Regions from separate parts of the Homo sapiens genome. Here region 2 is linked to region 1. The links are chromatin loops, found by intact Hi-C in ENCODE. Cell type or tissue: endothelial cell of umbilical vein. All regions are shown on one strand. Each heading gives the region's core, and the rest is flanking DNA. Links, peaks and the distances in the headings are about the cores only. Region 1 has its middle 50 kb from the start of MGMT. Region 2 has its middle 130 kb from the start of LINC02667.

What was found. Peaks named below come from ENCODE experiments on the same cell type or tissue, not always from the same donor. Only the 100,000 strongest peaks of a DNase experiment are listed, where the experiment ranks them.
Region 2: it touches region 1 in a loop (8-fold over the local background); 4 of 110 quality-filtered maps call a loop at or near these places.

Annotation. Positions count from the first base shown.
Region 1 is chr10:129,414,624-129,420,003 of GRCh38, reverse strand. No RefSeq gene overlaps it. Among named protein-coding and RNA genes, the nearest start is that of MGMT, 50 kb to the left of the region's middle. RefSeq lists an enhancer at 1-625. In endothelial cell of umbilical vein, for the core only: no CTCF peak of the experiment used is centred there; DNase peaks (open chromatin) are centred at 1,953 and 2,683; H3K27ac peaks cover 1,941 bases.
Region 2 is chr10:129,037,769-129,043,148 of GRCh38, reverse strand. No RefSeq gene overlaps it. Among named protein-coding and RNA genes, the nearest start is that of LINC02667, 130 kb to the right of the region's middle. In endothelial cell of umbilical vein, for the core only: no CTCF peak of the experiment used is centred there; DNase peaks (open chromatin) are centred at 3,328, 3,518 and 4,358; H3K27ac peaks cover 1,695 bases.

The sequences.
Region 1 (5,380 bases), core at 52-5,051:
CAAAATAAGCAAGGGACAGAGGTCCCAGGTAGCACAGCTGACCCTGGGGTGGCAAGTGATGTGCTGTCCGTCACCTGCCAGGCCACCTTGTCTCCATCAGGAGATGGTGGGGAGGTGGCCCTGGGCTTTGCGAGTGCGCTAGAGCATCCTGCGAAGGGGGAGGCGGCCTTCCTTGGGCTCTGGGCACAAGCCCAGCAGGGAGTCCAGGGTCAGGGCACTGAATGGTTAAAAGTATCTCTTCGACGGAGAGACGATGCCGAAGGAGTGACGTCAAGGGGAAGACGGCTGAAACGCGGGCATGATTGAAAAATGAGGATTCCTCGCGTGAGGGATGCGCGCTTAGCAAAGGGCAGCCTGGCTGTAGCCCAGCGCGCCTTCCGCGTGAGGAATGGGTCATCTTTCACCTTCCTGCCTGGGAGGACGCAGCCGGCGCACGGGCCTGGCTCCCAGGCTCACCCCGGCAATGAATTTGCTGCTTCTTAATGTAAAACCGGCCTTTTCTGGTCATTGTGCCATTTTATTTACGGCCTGTCTTTGGGGGGCTCTTGATCAATAGATTTAGTCCCACAGTATATTTCTTCCTTTCAGTTGTTCCTGGTTATGTTTTTAAATTACACGGGGCTGCTAATGATTGTGCTGCTTGCCCTTGAGTGAACCTGGGCTTTTGCCTGCCAGGCGGCCGGGTTTAAAGGCGTCTTGGCTGCAGGTTAACACCAGCCTCCCAGATGGGCCTGTTTCTGGGAGATGAGGGTGCTTGATGCAGGCTGGCAGTGTGTGGGCAGTGTGGAGGGGTGCCGTGTTCCTGGGGACTGGCCTTCCGTCTTGGGCCCTCCAAGACCATCTTGGGAGTCAGAGCTGAGTTTGAACAGTTAGAAAGACTGAGGCCACGATGCGGAGGTCCTTTGGTCCACTTGCCCGCTGCCCTGGGCTGTGTCCTCCCTGACATGGTCAGGACAGACTGGTGAGAATCTCCAACACAGCCTCCCTCAGGGGGGCCGTGCCTTGGTGAGGCGGATGAACATCGCCTTGTAAGGGGCAAGCCAGAGCCTGGTGCGGGGCGGGGAGGGGTGTTAGGGTAACAACTGCTTATTGATCCCCCGGGGCCACAGCCAGGGGTCATGATTTCTGCCTAATTTGAGCACAGACAACCCAGTGTGGCAATAGTATAGATGCTGATTTGTGTGATTCAATTAAATTATTGTTAGCATTTTCATGCAAATGAAGATAAGTTCTTTTGGCACGTGAATTGTGCGTTTAATAAAAGCTGCAGATTTTGGGCTGCGAACAGAGTGTGTTAACTTGGGTTTCTGGGGGTAATCCTGGAGCCCTACGCTTCCAAGAGCTTCCACCGACTGGAGCCGGCTAATTCCCACTGATTCAGTAATTCATGGGCAAAGTATTCTCACACCTCCCCTTCATTTTCCTCTCAGTATTCCACAGAGCAGCCTTATCTCCACCTATCAATTACTGCAGTATTAATTTATTTCCCTGTATCTCTCTCCCTGTGCGTGGTGGGGGCACGCTCACTTAAAATATATATATATTTTTTCCCCTTGCTGGAGGCTCTCGTGAAACAAGGCTAATATTCGGCACTTGGGATTTAAGCCGCTGCATTTCACAAAGTTTGGATGTATTAACGAACAAAAATAAGAGTGCGGAGAACCTGGAAAATTAGCAGCCAGCAGACAGCGTGCAAACAGGAAACTGTCTGATTATGCGCACGGGTGCAAAATTAGTAAAAGAATTCGAAATTGTCTCGTGCTCAGAGATTCTATTGTTTTCAAAGAATAATTCCATCTATTTTAACATTTTCGAGTGTAATTCCGTGGGTAACCGCTCTTCCTTTGATTGTGAGCGATGGTAATTGAAAGGTGTGGCTTGGCGTCTGTTTTGGCAGTTAGTTAGACTCAGATCTTTTGTTGAAGAGCTCAAAGTGCTGGCTTTCCTGGCCAGCCTCCCTCCGTGTTTCTGTTTTGGTGATGTGATGACAGACTTACAGTGTGTTTCCTTGTGTGTATGGTAACAGATGTTTATGTGAATAACAGACTTTTTTATGAAGCCATACACTTTATAGCCAAATACTAATTAAAAATAATTGCATGTAAGCATTTTTGTTTATTCCCCGTTGTGCATCTTTAATCATTTGGAATCACCTGCAGTTGAAAATTGAGGCAAAGATTTGATACTGCAATTATAAGAGGCCATCTGACTATATATTAGGTAGAAATAGCAACATATTTGAGAAAAAAATATTAAACAAGCTGAGTGCCAGGTCATTCTGAAGTCTCTTGTATATCGGGTCAAAATACTAATACATTACTTTGTTAAACTAATAGGATTTTAAGGCATCATTCAGCCACCAAAACAACTGCTTCATGAATAATATCCGATACCTGACACATTTTGTGCACTAACAAGCTCATTACAAGTGGGTTTTAATTAGAGGTGTAACAGATGGTTCCCAATAAATATGGGCAGCGGCGACTCCTTGGCTTTTTTTTTTCCTTTGAAAGACAAAAATTGCAGGTAATTGAGAGACTCAGAACCTTAGTTTGGGTTTAATAGTATGTGTTCAATTAAAACAAAGTGCCAAGTGCCAGGAATGTGACTCAGATAGTTGGACACTGTAAAACAAACAAACCAGGGTTAAAAATGCCTTTCCTGTTTAGAAGTGGGCTTCCAGATGCCGAAGCGGGGACAAGCCACGTGCAGCCCGTGACTCACCACAGCTTTCTTCTTGGGGCTTTGTTTTTAAGCATTGCCTGTCGATGCGTTATGAAGAATTAATAAGACATTTCGGAGTGTTCTTGAACTCCAGCACTGAACCTTCTCGGCGCTGTGACATTTAACAAACACATTTAAGCAGAAAATAAAGGGAAGGTTCTAAAAGCCACCAGTGCCTCTCTCGCAAGCATTTTAGTACTATTTGGGGACATGAGAAGAGAAGGGGAACAGATAAACTGGGCAATGAGTTCCACTCTGAGAGTTTTCATTTTAAATGAACTAGATTTGACATTTGTGTTGTGTATGGGATAAGGAATTTGGTAAACTTGCATAGGAAGAAGGCTTATGTTTTGAAAGAAATCATACGTTTTTTTTTTAAAAAAAAAAAACTATTTGCTTTTGATGTAGAGAAAATTCTTACCTAAAAGAAAAACCTTAACACGCATAATAAGAGAAATTTAGAAATCAATGTACAAGAATTTATAAAAAGCATCATTTCATCTTTTGAATATGCGTTTTTTGTTTAAGGGAAGAGGAGTTGAGAGGCATCTTCAGCTCCTAATGAATGCTAGTGGCTGTGCGACCTTCCACCTCCCTCTGAATACACGGTTTTCGGAATGATGGCATTCATTCCCCTGGCAGCAGGTCTTCCCACATCAGATCGACAAAGGGTTGTTTAAGGCAGAGAAAGAGGTTGCAGTTTTTGGGGAGGCTTCTCCAAAATTTCAGAATTAGAAATGTAGAGGATTGGACATGCTTTTTTCTTCCAAGGGCATTTTCCCCCTGACTGTATCTCACCGTTTCTCTGCTGTGTTTTTCAAGCGGCATTTCTTCTTGCACACACAGTGGAGTTGCGTTTCATGCTATGCCATTGCCTGAAAATAAGGCCACTTCAGGTATAAAATATTCCACCCATATTCCCTGGGGCAAATAGCTGACATGCAGCAACTCTTCAGACGTGGAGCCACTAGGCCGGCAGACGTGGAGATAGTCACACATCGACAGCATCGAGCTCCACAGCCAGAAATAGCATTAGTCAGAGTGTGAGGGTTTTAATTTCATTAAGAATTTTTTTGACAGCATGACACCCCAGAGTCTTGTTCCAGTTGTTTCTTATCATTTAAGGAGGGGAGGGCGCTAAGGAGGTGGGAAATAAATCCCTAGGCTGGACTCGTAAATTTCATTTTTAAAGCTGAGAAGCACAACTTGATATTCATCCACTCATAATGCACTTGCTTGAAAATTCCATGGACCTCCGTGGGAATGTTGAGCAGGCTGGGCAGGGCCGGGTGCTGCCCCGAACGGAATGCTGGCACTGGAGGGCATGCTGCCCCGAGATGCCTGATTGATGCATGTCACCACAGTGGCACGTTGACTAAAATGTACAGAAAGACAGGGGATGTGTCATCCTGTGCAATTTCAGAATGAAAATAACCAAGGCTTCCATTCAACAGATGGAATGAAGAAGCACCCGTCAATAAGGGCGTGAGTGACATTGGAGCTGGCAGAATCAGCCGAGTTTCGATCGGTGTGCACCACATTCTCTTGATGACGAGGTTGCATTTCAGCTGCCAATCCCCCCTCACTCGCAGATCGTGCTCCCTGCATCTGCTTAGGATTGTTGACAAAGACTACAATGCCAGTGCCTGACAGTTAACGACCAGTCCTTACAGCCGAGACAGGCTATCCTGCTTCCAGTGACCAGGAGGCTAGCAAAACTAGCGCACGTTATTTCTTCCTCTCGAGATCCCGGAATCACAATGCCCCTAGGACCCGCAGTTGTCAAGGCCCCTGGGGCTCAGGGCTGTCACCCTTCATGCTTAACTAGTTCATGAGGACCATAGTGAAGATTAATAGCTGCCACGGCCTTCGTTGTCATCAGTGCAGAGATGAAACCCAGCCGCACATTTGACAAGGCAAGTGGCCCGGTGACTAAAGAGCACTGGAGTGGAATTCGGGAGGCCCCGGACTTTTCCCGGCGTTAACCTTAGAAAAGCATTTATTTTTTTTTCAGCAGAACCCTGTCTTCTACTCCGTCCTACTGTCTAAAGTTGGACTATTTGTACTGGGGTTTCCAGTTGCTTACGGAATGCATCCGTGTTGAAAACAAATGAATTAGAGAATGAATGAGAAGTTCTCCTTTTGCAGGGAGACTTTGGTCTATCCATGACTGGGCCAGAACCACAGTTCCTGGTACTGGGGTGGGCTCTTGAACCAAGCCCTAGGCTCTGGGTGTTTTAGGTTTTCCAACTAAGTCCAGACACCATGTCAATACGCTGCCAATCCCATGCTCTCATTCCAACTGGGGAACCTTCCTTTCAGCTCAAAGACACCTCTCCAGAACACAGTCCCAGCATGAACCTTCCTTCCAGCCCAGAGACACCTCTCCAGAACACAGTCCCAGCATGAACCTTCCTTCCAGCCCAGAGACACCTCTCCAGAACACAGTCCCAGCATGAACCTTCCTTCCAGCCCAGAGACACCTCTCCAGAACACAGTCCCAGCATGAACCTTCCTTCCAGCCCAGAGACACCTCTCCAGAACACAGTCCCAGCATGAACCTTCCTTCCAGCCCAGAGACACCTCTCCAGAACACAGTCCCAGCGTGTTCTGCAGAGAAGCCGCTGATCTGGGGTAACACACTGGACAGTGGGGC
Region 2 (5,380 bases), core at 247-5,246, 380 kb after region 1:
TCATGAGCCTGAATGCAGGACCCATTAGGCTTATAATAAAAGAACCTTTAAAAAAAAAATCCCCAAGTCACAGCACCGAGCCAGCAGGAGATTCAGACATTTCCAGGCATGAGATACGCTGGAGCTGCTGAGAACATAAACTGTGGGAGTAGAACAAGACCACACCTCTGTGTGTGCGGTGTGCGCGCGTGTGTGTGCATGTGTGTTCGTGTGCGTGCGCGTGTGTGCGCGTGTGTGAGAGAGAGAGAGTGGAAGAGAAGGAGGGGAGGAGGGAAGGGGTGGGCGAGAGAGGAAGGGGGCTTTTTGGCTCTTTCCGCTTGTGGGTTGTGAGTGAAACAAAAGAGCTAATTTTATTCTTGGACTGAAGAATCTCTAGCGAGGCAGCCGTATACTTTTCGCTCAGGTCACCGGCCCTTCTAGGTCTGCTGGGTGTGGACTGGGGTGGAAATGAGTTCCTTAATATAAACATTTTTTATAGTAGGTCAATCTTGAGAAAGACTCCGCGAGAACAGCACCGATACCTTTACCTCCCATTTTCCCCAGCAGCTGAATGGGGGGCCTCCTGGTGTCTTTGACTCAGTGGTAAGGCGGCTGCCTGAGGAAGGAGACCCGGCCGTGGTTTGGTTCTGAGCGCCATTGTTGAGTGGCTCTCCCATCCCCATGATCGGAAAAGGCCCAGCCATGCCCAGGAGAGAGAAACAGCCTGCTTTCGAAAACTGTGGAAGGTGTTTTGAAGGAAGAAAGGTCCTAAGGTGCTCCAGTGCTTGACTTCCTTCTCCCAAATGGGCTTTCAGAGTCCAAGATCCAGAAGCCAGGAAGGAGAGAGGGAAGGGTGGATGGAGGGAGGGTACCGTGGATGGAGTAGGGAAGGGTGGATGGAGGGAGGGAAGGATGGAGGAAAGGAAGGAGGGTGTGCCATGCGGGCCTGGGGATGCGGTACCCAGGCCTGAAGGCAGGCCCACTGAGCTACCTATGCACTGATTGGTCCTTCGATTCAGTGCCCTGCATGCTACCTGCCTCCTGATTGGCCTTGACTCAGAGGCCCCAATACCCACTGCCTGATTGGTTTGAGGCAGGTCCGGAGCTCGTTGTTTACCTGTCTTGAGGGAGCTGCAGGAGCATCAGTTCCACTCCGAGAGCCACGGTGGGCTCCTGTTTCAGGAAAGGGCCAGTGGTCAATCACTGCCTTTTGTCCTTTCTTTCCCTATCGCTGTTTCTATGGTTGGATTATTGCCACTATGTTTATTAGCATTTCAATTATAATATCCTAAGTTCTTATGGGGTTTATAAGTATGCATTTGATGGACAGAAATAAATAATTTTTTAAGTTTCCATCCGGCTCTGTGGTAGTAAAATCAAGGATTAATCAAAGGCACAAAGAGGTTGAGTGACTTGTGTGAGATTAGGCACTTACTGGTGAGATTATATGGAGGTTTTTTAAAAACCATATAGGTATGCCTCCCATATATAAATGTCCCATATTTAGGAGTATCTCTAAGACACTGTGATCTTTTTCTAAGCCAACTCCAAATTAGGAAGTGTTTTAAAAAATGTTGATGACCACACACCCTAGAGGAAAAATGACCAGATACAGAAAATCCCTACTGCTTCAAAAGTTTGGTAGCCTTTTTATGGTGTAATGACACTGGCCAAATGTGATGCTCTAGCCTTACATGGCTACATACATCACTGTATCTTTTGTTTTTAAATAAAAACACATTTTAACATGTCCTATTCCCCTTCACCATGGTTTGGTTATTTATATAACACACTTACTGTTTCAGTAGTCCACTGCAAATCTGAGGTTACATGGTTAGATGGAGGGGGGACATATATAGGAGAAAATACGGAAATAACGGCATGGTAAAAATGCAATCCTTCTGTGTGTTTGTGACATGCAGATGTCATGTTACATTCCAGCAGCAAGAAAACCTCACAGGTGCTATTATGAGAGAAGAGACGGTGGCTTTTTCATAGAACTGAGAAGCTCAATCCTATTATTTTATTTACAACTTTTTCTGAACAAGTTGGTACATTTTTAGTTCTTGAATGTAATAGGTGCTCAATGGATGCACATTACATGGAGTAGAGTGAACTTGCGTGTTTGTACCTGAGATGAAACTGGTTTCTTGGATATAAAGTCTTCTCATCTTCTACAGACTCCAGGTCAGGGGAAGGAGAAAAATCCAACCAAGAATATTATTCAGTAGCTCCAGACTTGGCTTCCTGGATGTGCTTTTACTCTGGAGTGACACAGTTGATTATCATTTCCTTTCTCTTTTCCCTGTCTTTTCTTCCTCTCTTTTTTCTTTCCCTTCTTTTCTTTTCTCCACATTATATGTGCCAGACACTGTGTCAGGTGCTGAAGATAAAAGGTGAAATAAAACTCAGGCTTTGTCTTACCAGTGGAGTGGGGGACCCTAAGGGCATACATGTAGACACACATGTAGGCTATAGTATGATACCTGCAATAACTAGAACATGCAAGAAGTTATGTTTAGATGAAAATGTTGTACAAGGAGAGAAGGATTAACTCTGGCTATGGTTGGATCATGGAAGGCTTCATAGAGGAGGAGAAGCTGGGTAGGGTTTTGAAGCATGAAGAGGAGTTTGACAGGTCAAAAAGATGGGAGCAACATTCGAAACAGTGGGCCTGGAGCAGTTTGTTTTGCTCAGGCCTCTATAAGCAGCATGGCAAGGCTAGCTAGTGTATCCATTGTTGGTGGGAGGAGGAAAGAGAGCACAGACAGGCAAGCCTTAAGAGTCAAGCAGAGATACACTGAGCAGGCCCTTCTATGTCAGGTTAAGGATCTTGGAAGTTTTCCTGGAGAGCAGCAATAGGGAGCCATGGCAGGGCTGTCAGCAGGAGAGTGCTGTGCTCAGATTTGCATTTTAGAGAGACTCCCCCTGGCAGCAGTTTGGAGGCTCTGCTGCAGTTGTCCTTGCTTTATGTCTCGTTGGGTCACCCTCCTGGGATCCTGAGTGGTGGAGCCCACACTGCATCCTGTCAGCAATGTGAGCGGGCAGCTGTGACAACATCTGCACCAAGCATGCGGATGGCATTTGGCGCCGAGGAAGAACGGAGAGCAGGGATTGAAATGCAACCAATAATGGGTTTTTTAAACATTTGTTTTATTCTCGCTCTAAATGCGTGCCCTCTCTTAACCCCTCAGATGAAATTCATTGTGTCCAAGTCCACTAACATTGGAGAATGTTTTTTTTTTTTTTTTTTTTTTTTTTTTTTTTGGCAAAGAATGTGTCAAGGAGAAGGAGAGGAAACTGTTCAAAGCTGCCCTTTCCTGGCTTGCTGGGCAGGTGGTTGTTCAGTGTCCTGATTGCTCAGAGGGGTATTTCTGGAGCTGTTGTCTATGGGAGGGAAAAGAGCTTGACTTTTAAACACGGAGCGCTGCAGGTGGGGAGATACTTCTTGCATTGTGTTTAGACCGTTTTCTTAATCTAAACATTATGCCAAGAACCCTTTCTAGGGAAGGGAAACTTAGGCACCAGCGTGATCTTACTTATAAATAGCCAAGATCTGCTCTGCAAGGAAAAAAATACCAACCCATGCACTCTTGCAGCCAGCAGGAGCTTTGAAGGATGCTGTCAACCCGTCTTACTTACACCCCTTCCCTAGTCATTGTAGAGAGAAACAATGCCATCTTCCCGAAAGGAAATAGGCAATAAAAAACTCCTGCAGGACTTCCTATTCAGACTTTTCCCATTCATACCCGAAAGGGGCAAGCCACTCTCCCACCACCCAAGCCCACCACCAGTTGGATATTTCAGCCACAGTCGGGGGTTTCAGATGCTTCAAGATGTGGCTTTTCCTGAGTAGGTGTGGAAACTGTTTTTTCAGTTCAACAAAGCTTTTTTTTCTTTTTCCTTTTTTCTTCTTTTCCCCCAAATTGCCTTTTTGTTTCACATATCTTACAAAGCCTCTGACAAAGTGTACGCAATCTAAGATAATAAAATGACAAATGTTTTTTATAAAGTGCCCCACAGGCTTACATTTTTTCTGATTGTAATTTTTAAATTCATAGGCGGATCTGTTATTTTCTTTTTCTCCTCCTCTTTTTTAAAACAAATATTATGCTTTATGGTGGCACAATCTTGCTGCTTTACAGTATCGATAAATGCAGGTACACCTGCACTATAAAATCCACTTTACATGAAGCAGGCCATTCCTGTTTTATGGCCCATTTTTCACCCATTGTTCTAGAGTCATGTCATAGGTGTGTTGTAATGTGCTCGGGAGGTGGACGCCTCCAAGATCAGTTTAACAAAATGGTCTAATTTTGCCAACTTTAGTGCCAAAATCTGGATTGAAAAATGCAGGAGTAATATCCCAGTAGACACACGATATGATGTCACTTCCCTGAAAATGGCCAAGATAAACATCTATTTCCAGATCACTTGCACTTACAACATGAATTCTGCCTCTTTTTCAATCCCCAAATTACGGTTCCTGTTTTCTAACAATTTTAATGTTAACCTGGTTGACATCTGACCTTTCCTGACTTTTTCTCAGACTCAGAGATTTTATTACATTACTGGTGGAGGAGGCAAAATTCCATTCCAAATATAATGACACTTTTGGAGCCTGAAAACCTGCAAACTTTTAAAAATGATGTGAGGCAGACTGAATAGTCCTCCTGACTGAAGCATATACACAAATGTGCAATTGAGAATCCCAAGACCTGGCCAGACAGAGCTCTGCAATGTGATGCTTGTTGATTTGATGCTCCTTTGCCGTGAAGGAAGCTTAATGCTTTGTTTCTTTCTCTTTAAATGGACAGGTAGAGTCAGTTTGCATCAGTGTGAATGCATGTAATTAGTACAAGGAATTCTTTTCTCAGTAAATCAACAAGTGTTTATGGAGTGTCTATTACATTCAGCAAAGCTCTCTGGGGATATAAAATATATAGACCTGCTGCTCATAGACAAAATAATTTTAGCATCTACTATGTGCCAAGCTCCTTGTGTACATTATTCTCTCCACATGAAACTTCTGCAGAGTTGACACCTTAGTACCCATTCTACAAATGGGGAAACTGAGGACTAGCTGCGATCACCTGTGCAGTTGTTGCAGCTGCCAGGGTTACCCACTCTCTTTTGTCGGGTGCTTACTGTGTGCTGCACAATGGGCTGAGCTCTGTCTACTGTCTTGTAGCACCCTGTGAGGTAGATTGTATTACTCACCCATTTTACAGAAGAGGTAGGTGACAGCGGGAGAGGCCAAGTGACTTGGCAGCAGGTGCTAGCATTAAGATTCACAGTAGACTGAGCACGGTGGCTCACGCCTATAATCCCAGCACTTTGGGAGGCCTAGGCAGGTGAATCACGAGGTCAAGAGTTGGAGGCCGAGGCAGGCGAATCGCGA